Regions from separate parts of the Homo sapiens genome. Here region 1 is linked to region 2. A link is a loop called in an ENCODE intact Hi-C map of the cell type or tissue named here. Cell type or tissue: mesothelial cell of epicardium. All regions are shown on one strand. Each heading gives the region's core, and the rest is flanking DNA. Links, peaks and the distances in the headings are about the cores only.

What was found. A loop is a pair of places that touch in the nucleus more often than their neighbours do. Peaks named below come from ENCODE experiments on the same cell type or tissue, not always from the same donor. Only the 100,000 strongest peaks of a DNase experiment are listed, where the experiment ranks them.
Region 1: it touches region 2 in a loop (25-fold over the local background); 4 of 110 quality-filtered maps call a loop at or near these places.

What each region holds. Positions count from the first base shown.
Region 1 is chr6:33,068,879-33,076,878 of GRCh38, reverse strand. HLA-DPA1 (major histocompatibility complex, class II, DP alpha 1) reads left to right here and starts at 3,230. Exons shown (of 5, transcript NM_033554.4): 1 at 3,230-3,408; 2 at 6,993-7,238; 3 at 7,579-7,860. The coding sequence starts at 3,309. It overlaps HLA-DPB1 (major histocompatibility complex, class II, DP beta 1), which reads right to left and starts at 889. Exons shown (of 6, transcript NM_002121.6): 1 at 738-889. The coding sequence starts at 837. In mesothelial cell of epicardium, for the core only: no CTCF peak of the experiment used is centred there; no DNase peak of the experiment used is centred there.
Region 2 is chr6:33,118,900-33,128,200 of GRCh38, reverse strand. It overlaps the pseudogene HLA-DPB2. Among named protein-coding and RNA genes, the nearest start is that of HCG24, 20 kb to the left of the region's middle. In mesothelial cell of epicardium, for the core only: CTCF peaks have their summits at 1,946 (motif pointing right) and 4,306 (motif pointing left); a DNase peak (open chromatin) is centred at 1,906.

The sequences.
Region 1 (8,000 bases), core at 1-8,000, 51 kb after region 2:
AGATGCCATAATATTACACCAGCCACAGGGAGGCAGCAGGAAGAAGAGATTTTTCACTTGGTTACTGCTTCCTTGGCTGTCTGATAACCTACACTCAATCCCTGTCATGCACCCACACAACCTCATCTCATTCTTCCTACAAGTCGCAACCCACTCTAGTACCCTAACCAAGTTCTGGGGAGGCTGGGAGAAGTACCTTTAATGAGAATGCCTTCAGGGGCTAAAACCTATCCCCCTCCCTCCCTTCTCTCCTTAATTGTCCAAGGGATGTGGGCTCCTGCTCCACCCTGGGGAATAAGAGGCATTCTTCGTGAGCACTGAATCCTCAGTGATCCTCAGAGCCTGGACACTCCAGCTTAGGGCTCTCTGCCTGAGTCCCCTCCAGGCTGGATGCAGACATGAACACGCCCAGGAGCCTGCACTTGCCAACTTCTCTCTCTGCAAACCTTGTCTGTCCAAGGTTATCCAGGACCTCTTGGTCCCATTTTCCCCAAAGACACTGACCACTGGGCACCTCTCTCTGTTTACTGTACCCATGTCCTTGGAGAGAGAATAGGCCAGTAGGGTAGCAAGCTATCCTATAGGGGATGAACCTCTTTCTCTAGCTGGGAAGAGAGGACACTGCCTTAGGGCAGGAGCCCCCGCAGCCTGTCTCAGAATTTGATCCCTTAAAGATAACGTCCCCTAGGAATTGTTCCCTGAGCCAGACCCTCCAAGAATGGCAGTTCGGCTCTTACCTGGAGTGGCCCTGCCCTGGACCACAGATGTGAGCAGCACCATCAGTAACGCCGTCAGAGCCACTGTCCGGGGGGCCGCAGAAACCTGCAGAACCATCATGGAGCTGGAAAAGGATGGCAAAATGAAAAGAGCTGCAGTCAGGAAAAGAAGGACTCGCTAAAGGGAGCTCCTGTTTGAAATATTAGAGACCATGAACCCAAGTAGTCTTCTGTGACCCTGGGATTGGACAGAGTCTGAGAAAAGAACCAATGGACACTGAGCTTTGTATGAGTCATTGCTCACTAGGCAGAAAGTTAGTATGAAAGGTCTGAAAATATAAAGCCTGTGATGCACTTAAGATGACGGAGGAAAGACAGTGATACTCATTTTAACCAGTCAGATAAGTCATGATGTTTGGGGAGATTATGCGTTTTCTTTGCTCTGAAGGTGATCTCAAATATTCTGCTGGCCCATCTACAGGGATTATCATTTCCCCAATTCTGCCACACCTCACACACCCACAGGACATGGTCTGTTGTGGAAAAAGTGCTATCTTAGTGTGTAAAAGGTCATTCAGTGGCATGACTTAGAGGGATTAGAGTACCCATCTCAGAACTCAAATGAGGTCTGAGTCTGTCTGTCTTGCCTTTGTCCAAGGGTGTGTTTAAGATTAGCACCCATTCATATTTACTTTCTCCCAGAGGTCTGTGAGTCCTGCGATGTGCAGGAGTTACCAGGTTCTTCCACAGGACTGTCATCAGGGTCAGGAGGGCTCAGTCTAGGGACCTTACACTGGGAGCGTGGACACACCACCTACCCTACCATGTAAATATGCAGCTTTAACGACACTGCCTCTCTTGGACTTCGATTCCTTGTCTTCAATATGGGGATGATATAACCTGCCTTATAGCAAAGCTCTTAAGATCAAATGAGATCAATAGGTCTGAAATTGCTTTGGAAAAATAAAGTCCATAGAGAATATAAATTGACTGGTAAATAAGGAAGAAAGTGAAAAAAAATCATCAAAGACCCCACCTCCTTCAAAGCATCTGATTCTATTTTGTTTAGAGTGAATATTTTTACAAACTTTCAAAGAACATTACTTCTTACTTTAGACACTTATAAATGTGATCCTGTTGGACCACCAATTCTAATTTCAAAAAAAATCAAATTGGCATCATTTCTTTAAATCAATATTAAAATGTAAATAGAAGGCTAGCATGTAAAATGCAAGAGAAGAAAATAATTATGTAGTAGAAGGTGTCTAGTAGGATTAAGGGGCCAGGAGAGGATTGTGGAGAAAAACTCAGTTTTTTTAGTAACTGCCTGGGTGGGACTTTTCTCCTTGTCATTTACCTGCCATAGATAATTAGACAAATACTTCCTCGATGTCTCAGGTAATTTATTTTTACAGTAGACATTAATAATACCTCCCTCAGGTTTAATATGAGGTTTAAATGAGGTAATGCATGCAAAGCACTAATAACAGAATCTCTCATGTCCTAATCTGTTAGTAATTATTATTTATGCAAGGTAAGGCTACCACAAATAAGATAAAATATTAACGTAATATATGTACTTCATCATTACATTAAATAGTAAATGTTTTGTGACCTTCTCTATGAGTATCAAATAAATAGCTCAAAATTGAAATATTTAAAATGAGACTAGAAAAGTATTTCTTAAATATGGTAAAGAGAATATAAAATAAAAAATTAACATTACCTGTAACAGAAAAACATTAGAGAAACCCTTCTTAAAAACAAGATCAAAATATGGGCGCACATTGTTACCACAGGTAATGCTGTCCTGGGTATTCTTATATGAAAATGAAATAACAAGACTAGTAATTTAAAGATAAAAATGTTATTACACTGTTTAAATACCAGGAAAAATCAAATACTAAGAAATCTGAAAAATAAAAATTATCTAGAAATTTCACTAACAAAGGTAACCAGGAATAGATAAACAATTAAAGATCAACTTCATTCAAGTTAATTAAAACCTCTAAATAGAAATTATAACACTTCTGCAGAAATGATTAAATAAAAAGGAGGTATCTCAGGGAGGTGGACCTGAAAGAAAGATTAATTATATATTTTATTAGATAGCACATTCATTCTTAATTATCAGCAGAATATTTTTGTAAAATATTGACAACATAACATAAAACATGATTTAAAATATAGTGACCAAAAAACATCAAAGATCATCTGACTGTCTGGGATGGGGGTGGGGCTCGGGAGAAGGAACATAATGGAAAACATTTGCCGTCAGAAGAAGGTGTAACTTATCTTTTTACATCTCTTTCTCTAACTCTGAAAATGAACTGTGAACTGGAGCTCTCTTGACCACGCTGGTACCTAAAATTCTCCCATCTCTTCCCCAGCACCTTCCAGCGTCCTCTTTACCCAGCAACAGAGAATGTCAGCTCTATGATTTCTCTGATAGGTGAATCCCAGCCATGCTGATTCCTCTCCACCCATTTCCAGTGCTAGAGGCCCACAGTTTCAGTCTCATCTGCCTCCACTCGGCCTCAGTTCCTCATCACTGTTCCTGTGCTCACAGTCATCAATTATAGACCCCACAACATGCGCCCTGAAGACAGAATGTTCCATATCAGAGCTGTGATCTTGAGAGCCCTCTCCTTGGCTTTCCTGCTGAGTCTCCGAGGAGCTGGGGCCATCAAGGGTGAGTGCTCAGGAGGACGCAGGAGCGTCGGGGTGAGTGATGGGGTGGTTCACATCAATTGCTGCTTCAGGGATCACAGATTTTAGGGGCTCATTGATCTATCTGGTCCTCATAGTCTATGTTCCCTCTGGCCCTCATAATAATAACAGCAATAACAGCCAGAATTTATGAGACTCCTGCATAGTTTCTTTCCCCATTTACATCTCACAGGAATCTTCAATGAAGATAATATTCCATTCATTTAGAAATTATTCCTTTTATTTAGAAATTATTTTGAAAAAACTGAAGCTCAAAAAGATGAATAAGTTTTCCAAGGTTACACAGCAGATCAACGAGCCAAGTTTGAAGTCCAGACCCAGCTCTGAGGGTCATACACTGCCTTCCCCAGATTCCTGCACACAGTGACCTACTATCAGGGCCCTCCTATCTCTCTGGGATCCCCAGCCTCTATCTTTTGTGGCTGCTTTACAGGAACTCCGAGCTATGGACTCTGCATTAGGAGACGAAGTGCAAAGAGTGTTTCTGTATCCTCCCTCTCTTCTAGGACCCTAGGGCTCTTCCTGGGTCTTTGTGGGTGGTCACAAGCTTTCCTCTCTCAAGACAGCAGGGTTGCATGGTCTTGATAGCCTTGTGATTCGGGTTCTGAGAGATTCAGGACTGCAAGGGAGGCCTAGACTTTTGATAGCTGCAAGGACTCAGCCAGAGATGGACCGTAGTGAATGCTCCTTTTTCCTGTAGCTGAAATCAGGGAGAATGACATCAAGCCTGTGCATGATGCTGTCATTCCAAAATCTAGTGATGGGGAAGGTTAGAATCCATAACGTACAAGATGCACACTGGCTTCAGACAGTTTTATTTAAGATGTGTAGAATAAAGAGGAGGTCAGGCTGGGTAGAACCAGAAGTATCTATTGCCCTGTTCGCGGTCACCTGAGTTATTTCTAATGTTATGTTATAATAAACACCACAATAGGCTTCTCTTCATAGATGCAAATACTTTTTAGTATTCTTGGTAGAAATTCCTAATGAGCTCAGCTGTCTCTTCAGGGCTTCCCTGCCCAGTCTCTTAACATTTAAACATGTCATTTACCTTAAAAACATAAGTGCAAACCAACTGATAAAAAACAACCTTGCCTTCAGTCTGCATCCTGTCCCAGAGACACTTTCTTTGTGTCCTCACACGTGGAGCTAAGCTTCTGACTTGTCTCTGGTACATCCCTGAGGATCCTCTCATCTTGGCCATCAGGAACCTCTACAGAAGGTCAAATTCAGTGGGTTCTTCTCAGTGCCTCTGACTTGAGTTACTAATAACATTTGCACTATAATCCACTTCTTTCTGATGAACTACCCTGTCCTTATTTTTCTCCTGTTTACCTGGATCCTCCTTATCATCTTTTAAACCACCTCTTAACTATCATGTTCTCTCATTATACCCTGAGATCTCGGCAATTCTGATTTTTGGCACTCTTCCTGGAAAATCTTATTTAACCTGCACCTGCCACTAATGACTCTCAGTTCTATGGCCTAAATTCCTCTCCTGAGACCACCCATAATCCACAAATATCTATGTATTATTTCTCCTTAGATGACTTTCAGGTCTTCTAAGTGCAATAGCCCCACAGTAAACTCAGTATCTTCTCCCGGTCAGGCTGTCTTCCCTGAGAGAAGTGGCTTTTGCCCTGTTTTCTGAATGCCTACATTGAAGCCATCTGTTCCCCAGGAAGCCTTCCCTGATGTGCTGTTTGGTCGCATCTTGTGTATACCTACGTATCTGCACTTATCCTTCTGAACCTGCTGTTGTCCTGTCACTTGTGTTTCCTTCTGTGACTTATACGCGTCTGCAGAACAGGACGTATGTATTATTTTTATTTGGGTATTTAGCATCTAACAGTGTTTGACATATAGTAGTCTTTTAATACATATTTTTGTCTGAATGGAAATGATATTTTGAAGAAAAATAATCTGTTCCATAGCTGGCTGATCTTTGGACTGCAGAACTTGTGAAAGTGTTTTTTAAAAAGCATTTTAAAAAGTACAAGGGACATTCATGTATTAAGAAGATGAGTTTCCAATAACTGCTAGAGGACTTTGTGTCTTTTTATTTTACCCTCTTTTTCCTGATGAGTCCTTTGAGTCCTTTAAACTGAGGAGCAAGCTAAGTTTCCTAGTGAAATACCTATAGGATTTGTTTTGTTTAGTTTCAAATACCACTCTTTGCTTGGCCACTTACTGTGTCAGGGAGTCATTCTCAGTGAAAAATAAGACACAGGTCATACCCTCTAGACACTTACAATTACAGTGGCAAGGAGTCATTCTCCTGTCACTGTAAGTGGCCAAGCACAGACTGGGTCCCCACATGTCAGGGCTGAAAACTCACAGGGAAATCTGTGAGTTGGGAGGTGAGAGCAGAAGAGTCCCGTAGTTCCTTCTCACTCTGATGCATTTATCATTCTAAACCCAGACTTTCACATACACATTCATCGTTTTCTTTCATGATAATAGTTGCTTTTATCCTCTTATCTTTGCTAATTCTTACAAACTAATAAAGACTAAGAAACAAAATAAATTAAATCCTACAGGTGTTCCAAACTCAGCAATAATTTCTAGTTGGCCTCTAAAACAAAAATCAAAATATAAATGTAAGAAAAGTTTAGAATGCTTAGTACCTGTGTGATGAAATAATCTGTACACTAAACCCCCAAGTCATGAGTTTACCTATACAACAAACCTGCACATGTACTCCTGAACATAAAATAAATGTTGAAATATTTTTAAAAAGGAAACAAAAGTTTGGAACAAATGCCAAAATAACTGTACTGTACTTTTGAATTTATATGCCCCAAATGAAAAATATTATCAACAAAGCTATACATTCTACAGTTTCATGTTCATAAACTAAGACAGAAACTTTAAAACTGTCAAGAGCCCTAAAATTTGAAGGATATTTTCTTCTTCCTCTCAATTTTGTATTTTTTTCTACCTTTTCTATAATAAGAAAAAGAAAATGTCCATTCCCCCACCCCCATGACTCTAAAAACAATTTTACATCTGTGTCATAGAAAAATTAAGATCTTAATGGGAGAGAAAACCTCTCTACTAGTTCCGCCAGTAGCCGTATGACCTTAGCAAGTTATTAATATGTAACTTCCCTGCATTTCCTTACCTGTAAAATGTATGATATGTATTTGCTTCATAGGGTTATTGTGACAATTCAGCGAGTGAAATATGTAAAGTATTTAGAAGGATGCCTGGCACAAGTAAGTGCTCAACAAATGTTAGCTGTCATTGTTACTATTACTATTGTGTAGGGTCAGGATGCCCAGACTTTCAAAGACCAGGAAGCAGCTTGACTTATCAGTGATAAACTTTTCATTTTGTTCTTTGCTCCTTTCTTTTTATAACTGCTCATCTGCTCTGTATTATTTCCTTTATGGTGTTGCTCCTTCTTCTTCCCCATATGTCCTTCCTTTGACCTCTTACCTTCTTCCTTTTTATATTCATAAGTCTTTATTCATTCTCTAGCTTTGACCACTTGCATATTCAAACTGACATTTTGTCGTGTTTTTCTCTACTGTCTTTATGCAGCGGACCATGTGTCAACTTATGCCGCGTTTGTACAGACGCATAGACCAACAGGGGAGTTTATGTTTGAATTTGATGAAGATGAGATGTTCTATGTGGATCTGGACAAGAAGGAGACCGTCTGGCATCTGGAGGAGTTTGGCCAAGCCTTTTCCTTTGAGGCTCAGGGCGGGCTGGCTAACATTGCTATATTGAACAACAACTTGAATACCTTGATCCAGCGTTCCAACCACACTCAGGCCACCAACGGTACGCCCTATCTTTGCCTCTTCCTCTGTAGCCCAACTGGAAGGGATGAGAGGGCCTCTCTGCCACCCTCAGACTAGGAAGCCTAAGTGCCCCCTGCTGTGTGATCCTCTTCCCCTAGTGGCCATGGGCTGATCCCACTACAGCAAGGGCTTGCATCCTCTCTTCTCAGGAGAGAGAAAGGTGAGCAGAGTGAGGCTGGTCAGTGGTGTGATACCCCTCTCTGTGATTCAGAGCTGCCATAAAATCTAAGGCTGAGGTAGAGGACCACCCTCCCCTAAGAGGTGGAGCCTTTGTGATTCATCCCAGAAGAGGGGCCTAACCTGGTGCTGTCTCCTTCCAGATCCCCCTGAGGTGACCGTGTTTCCCAAGGAGCCTGTGGAGCTGGGCCAGCCCAACACCCTCATCTGCCACATTGACAAGTTCTTCCCACCAGTGCTCAACGTCACGTGGCTGTGCAACGGGGAGCTGGTCACTGAGGGTGTCGCTGAGAGCCTCTTCCTGCCCAGAACAGATTACAGCTTCCACAAGTTCCATTACCTGACCTTTGTGCCCTCAGCAGAGGACTTCTATGACTGCAGGGTGGAGCACTGGGGCTTGGACCAGCCGCTCCTCAAGCACTGGGGTATGCAACTGCTTTTCTCTCCATAATCTCCTGGCATCCTCTATTCCAAAGACCTGGTGTCCTCTGCACCAGCTTTCCGCACTGGCTGGGTCTCAGTCCTCTCCTCGTCCTAACATCCAATTAACTGGTCCATAACCTTC
Region 2 (9,301 bases), core at 690-8,689:
TGGTCCCAGGGTATAGACACATAAAACCAGATGAGTGGACCCCAGAGCCAGAGAGTCCCCTGCTCTTCAGAGGTGGAGTCTAGAGGGTCATCAGACCCTCACTCCACTCCACGGTGACAGGACTGTCCAGGCTGGGGTGCTCCACTTGGCAGGTGTAGATGTTTCCCTGCTGGGGGGTCATTTCCAGCATCTCCAGGATCTGGAAGGTCCAGTCTCCATTACGGATCAGGTTGGTGGACACGACCCCAGCTGTTTCCTCCTGTCCATTCAGGAAGCATCGGACTTGAATGCTGTCTGGGTAGAAATCTGTCACGTGGTAGACAAGCAGGTCGTGGTGCTGCTGGGGCTCCTTCTTGGAGGGGAGATGTTCACCCTAGGCTGGACTAGGAGTGGCGAAGTGGAAAAGTGGAATAGCATTTGAGATTATTATTTCTTAGACATGCTCATTATGGAATTGATTTCTAGATGTTGAAAATAGGAATGATGGCCAGGCGCAGTGGCTTACACCTGTAATCCCAGCACTTTGGGAGGCTGAGGCAGGTGGTTCGAGACCAGCCTGACTAACATGGAGAAACCCTGTCTCTACTAAAAATACAAAATTAGCTGGGTGTGGTGGTGCATGCCTGTAATCCCAGCTACTCAGGAGGCTGAGGCAGGAGAATCGCTTGAACCCCGGAGGCAGAGGTTGCATGAGCTAAGATCCCACCATTGCACTCCAGCCTGGACAACAAGAGTGAAACTCCATCTCAAAAAAAAAAAAAAAAAAAAAAAAAAAAGTAGGAATGATGTGATTAGGTCAGCAGATAAGGGGAGTATTGAAACTATAGAAATAGTATTGAGAAGAATAGGAGGCACACAAACTTACCAGTTTGTAGCACATTTAAAAGAAATCTTATCTATCAGCCACTGATTAACAGCCTTTGGACAAAGAATATTTAATCAGCAGCGACACTACCTTATCTTTTGAGTGCTCTATCCTGATGCAAAAGATGAAAAATTTGCTCAAATGATTTCTTGAAATTAATATATATATAAACAACATTCTCATGGTCTATTAATCCAATAACTATATTTCATAAATATATCAAGAAAATAAAGTGAGCTTGACGTGACTTATTCTGCAAGTAACCTATGGATTTTTTGGCCTCGCCTACAAACACTCAAAATCGTCCTATTTACATAATATCCTGAGCCCCTACATGCTTAAATAGTAGAAATCCCATCCTTTTCCCTAAGTTCCTCCTCTGCACTGTGTTGTCACATCCATTGAGGTTCTCAGATAACCAGGTGTTGGCTGTGCCTTGGCACCTCTCTATTTTTGCCCCCTCTTTTTCTGCCGCTTACAGATCAATTTCCACGCTACCACCTGCAGCTTTTCCTTTGGACCTCAGCCACTAGTACCCTTTTCCTCCACAGAAGGCAGAAAAGGGCCAACTGCCCCTAGAGAACAGCTCAATTACAGGAATGTTCCAAATCAGAGCTTCTAGGTCCTTATTTACTCTGTTCTTGAGAACACAAATACACTGACATGGGCCTGGGCCAGGTAAATGAACAGTCTTTAACTAACCCCCAACCCTTACTCCCTATGGCATTTTTGCCTTGTGTCCAGGATTATTCACATTCACAGCCTCTTCCCTCGATGTGATTTTATTTCAGAGGCACTTGGCTCTCGTTCTACTTCAACCACCTCCATAAACTCAACATCCATCAGACTGGTCAGCCCATGTCTGAATCCCAACTGTAGATTAAGTGGAACTTCTTCCCCATAGGTGTCCTGGGAAGCATGAAAGTCATGGGATATATGGTTGTCTGTTTTAAGGTCCCAGAACATTCCATGAGAAGCACTTTGCTCCATCTTCTTTGACGGGAGCTGGTCAGCCTGGAGCACATCAGAGACCTCCAGGGGGCGCTGCAGCTAAGGCTTGATACCCAGTGGCCTCATTTCTGACCCAGTTCAAATATATTTCACCAAGGCAAGGATTCCTGTTTGTTCTAGTTGCCTTTGCTCAGTTAATTCTAGATTTGGGTGGGCATCCACACTGGAATGGCCAGAACTTCTATCCTCCTCTTTCCTCCGTCTCCCCTACCCCTGTGTTTTTCTTTATTCTAATTCATGCCCTTATTATGATTTCCCTGGACAATAATAGCAGTTTCTTATCTCATCTCCCTGCCTCTGGTTCCTGCTCTCTCCAACTGACTTCACAGTCTTCTGAAAACAGATTTCCAGCCTTGTCATTTTTTTTTTTTTTTTTTTTTTTTTTTTTTGAGACGGAGTCTCGCTCTGTCGCCCAGGCCGGACTGCGGACTGCAGTGGCGCAATCTCGGCTCACTGCAAGCTCCGCCTCCCGGGCTCACGCCATTCTCCTGCCTCAGCCTCCCGAGTAGCTGGGACTACAGGCGCCCGCCACCGCGCCCGGCTAATTTTTTGTATTTTTAGTAGAGACGGGGTTTCACCTTGTTAGCCAGGATGGTCTCGATCTCCTGACCTCATGATCCACCCGCCTCGGCCTCCCAAAGTGCTGGGATTACAGGCGTGAGCCACCGCGCCCGGCCTCCAGCCTTGTCATTTTAAGATTTCTGAAGATTTTCAAAAATCTTCAGTGTTCTGACACTTATCTGGTTACATGGGAATCACTTGGGAGCTGATTAAAAACACAGATCTCCAGACCTCCCCACCTAGGGAATCTGAATCTCTAGGCAGTGAGTCTGGGGGAATCTTTGCTTCACAGAGGATCTCAAGGAGAGTCTTCTGAGCAGTGAGGTTGGGGACCTGCTGGCCTAGAGGAGAAATCCACACTCCTTAGTCTGGCATCAGGGGGTCTCTGCAATCTGGCAGCTGATTACCATGAAAGAAAATGCTGCCATGTCGCTGATTTGGGCCTCTATGAAGTCTTAGTGACAGATTTTGCAAATTGTATTACTTTTATTTGGACACCTCTCTCAACCAATTACGCCAGCAACTTTCCTAAACCCATGTCACTCTCCTCATCCTTACTCAATGTGTGCATCTTCTCCCTCTTATCAGATGACCTTCCTTTCACTTTCCCAGGAACAGAGGGATCAATGGTGTGACCTCCTGAGCCTCCTCCTCCTCCCCCTTCATTCTTTCCTCTTTCTCTAGGACAAAGGTCCTTGTTTAGTGAGAGGCTCACTGGTGCTTTTTGGTCTCCTTCACGGGATTTCTCTCTTGGCCAAATTAATACACGAGTTATTAAGAGATTATTTTTAGGCAGCTAAAAAGGGTAAAAGTTCTGGGTGGAATTTTCCTTTAATAAAAAGCAGCCCCAAGCCATTTTTTCTCTAACAGAAAGCAGCCTGAAAACTCAGGCATAGATATGCAAACTAGAAGCTTTTATGTAAATGCTGGCAGCTGTTCCTGGAAGTCAGGTAATTCAATATGGCTATTCTCACCCTCTTTCCCTTCTACGTTTACAGGTGTCAAGGCAGCCTCCAGGTTAAAGCACGTGTACAGGTATCATGGCCGCCACCAGGTGGAGGCCGCATTTGTATAATAAAATACTAGGGTGGGAAGGCCAGTCTTTTTGCAGGTTATGTAAATGACACACCTGGTCAAACCAATCCCCTGAGCCCTATGTAAATCAATCACTGCCTCCTCAAGCCTCTGTACAAAACCAATTGCTTTCCACCAGAAACAGGAGACCCTCTCTTGGGTGACCTGCCTTATCAGCATTAGGAAGCTTTTCCTCTCACTCCTCTTTTCTATTAAACTTTCCGCTCCTAAACCCACTCCTTGTGTGTGTCCGTGCTGTGAATTCTTTTCGGCTATGGTAAAGAACCAGGGTATATACCCTAGACAGTGGAGCTGTTTCATTTTGGGAGCTCATCCGGGATCCAAATCAGAATGGAAGATAGAAACATCGGAGTGGTGAGTATAGAGCAAACGTCAAATCTGTTCTTTAATCTCAAGAATCTCTTCATACCAGTTTCCTTTCATGGAGAACTTCACCATCGCATGAGGCTGGGAAAGTCTTGGGGCAACTGAAAATTTCTGGCCAGGGCACACCCTGGTGTTATTCAAAGGCTTCTGGACTGAACGCAGCCTCCGACAGCCTGTCCAGGTGTTGGTAATGGATCTCCAGCTAACCCGTTGCAAAATTTTCCTTTCCTTTGTATCCGTGGTCACTATGTCTCCTGTCCTCTCTCTCTGTGTGTGCAATTTGCGGGAAGTTTTACAGTTCAGGGAAACACTCCTGTTAGGGAAGATCGGCAAATGCCACAGGCAGTAACTGTTACTCTCTATCCTCTCTGGCGAGCACATGGTAGTGCTAAGCCAACAGCACCACCTAGTGGAAATAAAAATCCTCTTCATCAGGCACCTTGTCGGTTTTTTACCGTAACACTGCCGCTTCCAAATTCTTTCGTGCCGCTAGAAAAGCCTCTTCTGTGAACGAGAAAGCACTGTCTTCAACAGTTTGGAGTAAAATGTCCTCTGTAGTGAAATTTTAGTTCTGATACTGTCTCATCAGCAGGAAAAACAGCCATTAGGTTCCTACGTTCATTTCCGTCTCCAATTAGGATAGTACTTAATTAGCAAGGGGATTTTAGGTTCGGAAGTTAACCAGAGCCATTTTGCTAAGGGTAAATGTCTTAGCATGGGCCGTAATGGCAGGCAATCTAGCACACTGCCTCCGTTAAAGGAGCCTACCCAAAGATGACATAGTCTCTCTGGAGATCCATTTTTCTGGGAGCCAGGCAGATCACACAAATTTAGGACGTCAAAGGGGATCACATAAGGTGGATAAGCTAAGGTTGTGTGGGTAAAGTATGGTTAATCCCATCACTTAGTTTATCCAGTTCCACGGCTTGGAGGACCACGCCTACAACCATGGGTGGTACATTTAACACGTTGCCAGGACCCAGGAACCAAGGAGAGAAAACAGTAGGGAGGACACTTCCACTGTCTTCTCCTCCACCCTGGGTCACAATGAAAGAATGGGGACGAAAGGATACTTTTATTCTCACTTCTTTTTCTAGATGGGTGACAGACCAGCTTCAGCTTGCACCCCTCTGGAGTGCACTCTGAAACACTGGAACTCCTTTAACCTCAGGACTTTGAAGAGAAAAGTGACTCATTTTCTTTTGCACAAGGGCATGGCTTTTTTACTAAACCTTTGCAAGCACTGTAAGATCAGCCCAGCTTTTTAAATAGGCATATCAGGTAGGCCTATAGAAAATAATCCCCCAGAATTAGAAAGGCAATTTCCAAGGGAACCATCTGAGAATTCCCCTTATTTAGGGTTGCCAATATGGGGGAAGTAAAGAGAAATCAGACTGTTGCTGTGTCTATGTAGAAAAAGGAAGACATAAGAAACTCCATTTTGATCTGTACTAAGGAAAATTCTTCTGCCTTGACATGCTGTTAATCTGTAACCCTAGCCCCAACCCTGTGCTCGCAGAAAACCTGTGCTGTATTGACTCAAGGTTTAATGGATTTAGGGCTGTGCAGGGTGTGCTTTGTTAAAAATGTGTTTGTAGGCAGTATGCTTGGTGAAAGTCATTGCCATTCTCCAGTCTCGAGTACCCAGGGACACAATGCACTGTGGAAGGCCGCAGGGACCTCTGCCCAAGAAAGCCTGGGTATTGTCCAAGGGTTCCCCCCACTGAGAGAGACAGCCTGAGACATGGCCTTGTGGGAAGGGACCTGACCTGACCGTCCCCAAGGCTGATTCCCATAAAGGGTCTGTGCTGAGGAGGATTAGTGAAAGAGGAAGGCCTCTTTGCAGTTGAGATAAGAGGAAGGCATCTGTCTCCTGCTCATCCCTGGGAATGGAATGTCTCGGTGTAAAACCCGATCATACATTCTATTTACTGAGATAGGAGAAAGCCGCCTTATGGCTGGAGGTGAGACATGCTGGTGGTAATACTGCTGTTTACTGCACTGAGATGTTTGTGTAAAGTCAAACATAAATCTGGCCTATGTGCACATCCAGGCACAGCACCTTTCCTTAAACTTATTTATGACACAGAGTCCTTTGCTCACATGTTTTCCTGCTGACCCTCTCCCCACCATTACCCTATAGTCCTGCCACATCCCCCTCACTGAGATGATAGAGATAGTGATCAATAAATACTGAGGGAACTCAGAGACCAGAGCCGGCACAGGTCCTCTGTATGCTGAGCACTGGTCCCTTGGGCCCACTGTTCTTTCTCTATACTTTGTCTCTGTGTCTTATTTCTTTTCTCAGTCTCTCGTCCCACCTGATGAGAAATACCCACAGGTGTGGAGGGGCTGGCCCCCTTCAACCTCAAGCTCCCTTTTCATTACAGGACCTTAGGCAAACAAAGGAAGACTTATGCTAATTTTCTGATAACCCCAATAGGTATATAGAAGCTGTCCAGAATTTAACTCAGGTGTTTCACCTCACATGGAAGGATGTTATGCTGCTCCTAAACCAAACTCTAACCGCAGTTGAAAAGCAGGCAGCTCTGCAGGCAGCAGATAATTTTGGAGATGAGCAACATATCTCCTATAATACACCAAAAGGGAAGAAAAGAGATAGGGAAAGTGAAAAAAATAACAGAAACACCATTCCCAGTAGGAAGGGAAGCAGTTCCTCTCGACAACCCCAACTGGGACCCCAGTAGCTCTGCAAATGAATAGAAATGGAAGCATTTTTAAAATATGCATATTAGAGGGTCTATGAAGAACTAAGGCCTGACCTCTTAATTCCTCTCAACTGTCTATGATAGACCAAAAGCCAGATGGGAATCCTGCAGCTTTTATGGAAAGGCTGAGAGAGGCACTAATAGAGCACACTTCCTTAGCCCCTAATTCAGTCAAGGGATGGCTCATTGTAAAGACAAGTTTATTACACAGGCAGCTCTTGATATTAGAAGGAAACTGTAGAAGCACGCTATAGGACCAGATAGCACCTTGGGGAACCTCCTGAGGGTGGCCACTTATAATAGGGACCAGGAGGAGGCCCCCCAGAAAGAGAGAAAGCTCAGGAGAAAGACAGAGGCTCTAGTAGCAGCTTTGCAAGCTTGCAAAGTCCAAGATTTCTGAGGTGCATCCGCTAGTTGCTATCAGTGTGGCAAGCCAGGGCATTTTAAAAAGGAGTGCCCAAACAGCAAGAGGAAGCCACCTCAACCCTATCCAGCCTGTGGTGGAGACCACTGGAAATCAAACTGCCCCCGGAGACGGAGGTCACTGGAGTCAGAACCAGTCTCACAGATGGTCCAGCAGGACTGATGGGTCCTGGGGCTCAAACCCCAGCTCCAGTGGCTCAAACTGCCATTACAGCACGGGAGCCACCAGGTGATTCTGGAAATTGAAGGAAGGAAACTAGACCTCCTTCTAAACACTCGAGCCAGTCTCTCTCTCTTTTCTCCTCTTTAATCCAGGCCTCTCTTCTTCCCATAGCGTGAGTGTAAGGGGTGTCTCAGGAAAAACTCTATTCCAATATTTTTCTCAACCTCCTAATTGCAGTTAGGAGGACCTATTGTTTACACATGCTTCCAAGCCATTGCCACGGTGGCTCTACTAGTCAAAAAAGCCTCCAAATTAACCCTAGGAAATAATTTAACTGTTTACACCCCACATAATGTAGCAGGATTACTGTCCTCTAGGGGAGACTTTAGCTAACAAACAGCAGGTAAAGCAAGAAATACATAAGGCAGGACAAGCAATAGTCACTCTAATGTCTCTCCCCAGACACAAGCACTCAATTAGCTGAACTAATAGTTCTTGCAAGTGCACTTAAATTAAGCAGGGGAAAGATAGCTAACATTTCCACTGACTCCAAGTATGCTTTCTTAGTTCTCCATGCTCATGCTGCTATTTAAAAGGAAAGACATTCTTTTACCACTAAAGCATCTCCTATAAAATATCACCAGGAAATTAACAGGTTATTATCCTCAGTTTTCCTTTCACGAAAAATAGCAGTAATGTATTATAGGGAACATCAAAGAGGAACAGATGAAGTAGCCAAAGGAAATAGGTTAGCTGAGCAGGGAGCTAAGCAGGCGGCAGGGAAGCCTCAAGGCATTAACACACTTCAAGCCCTTTTAATCTCGGAAGCCTCCATAAAAGAAATTAAACCTCAGTATTCCCCTGCAGAAATAAAATAAGCCACTTCTTAAGGGTATTCCAGCCCTGAGGATGACAAACTCCATTTACTGGCCTCCAGTCAATGGAAAGTCCTTAAAATCCTTCACCAAGCTTTTTCACATAGGAAAGGATAAAACTTATCATCAGTGTGCTCAGAGATTGTTTTCAGGCAGAAAACCTCTAAGTTGTTTAAAAATGTAACCTCTCTAGCTCACTTCCAACAGAAATTGACACAACTAGCCAAAGGCCAACCCCAGGAAATTGGACCACCAGAAAATTTGGTATTGGTGAAAACTCATCTCTCTCTCCTTCCCTAAGCCAGGCTGGGAAGGGCCCTACACAATTCTTCTTTCAACCCCCCCAGCAGTAAAAGTTACAAGTATCAACCTCTGAATATATCACACTCAAGTCAAAGCCTGAAAAGCTGAGGGAGCAACCTTTGACAGCCCAGAGGAACATCCTGAATATCAATGTGGAGATATAGAAGATCTTAAGCTGAAAATCATAAAAGGTAAGTAAATGAGTGAGGGCTACTCGCCTTAGCGCCAATCCTACCTCACCAGGTACTCTTTATCATTTCTACCTTTCCTCTCAAAATTCACTGCTCAGTATTAGAACTTTTTTTTAATGCATATTTGCAGAGAGATTTTAATTATACATGGGACTGCATTTGTTACTTTGTAAATCCCCAAAGGGAAACATTATATCTTGGCAAGTAAAGTTTTAAATGGAAATTATTTACTACGTCACTTTTGTGGGAATTGTTATCATCATGCTGTTATTTGCAATAGAACTGTATACTGTGGCACCCACAATGTGGAATTCTGGTTGTAAAATTCTAATTCCTGTAATATTTTGCCTAATTATCATCTTTATGACAGAATTAATAATTGCAGGAAGGATTTGGTCAAGTTTGTTTTGCTTATAGCAGGAGTAATAGTTACAGACAAGAAGTAAGCATGAAAATTTTACTATCACTAAGTTTGATAGGACTTTTTTATTGAAGATTGGTAAATGGTGCACTCTAAGCTATGGAAAGAAGGTTACAAATAAAGGGATTTTATATAAGAAAGGATCTTGTATAGTAAATTCTTGTCCTAAAAGGAAATGACTGGTTGTTTAAGACAAGTCAGAAAGTTGAGTACATTGTAAGAGGGTCTGTGAAAGTCATGAAAGAATTTAATAATTAAGAAATTTAATAATTAAAGGAAAGGAATTGCCAAGATTAAC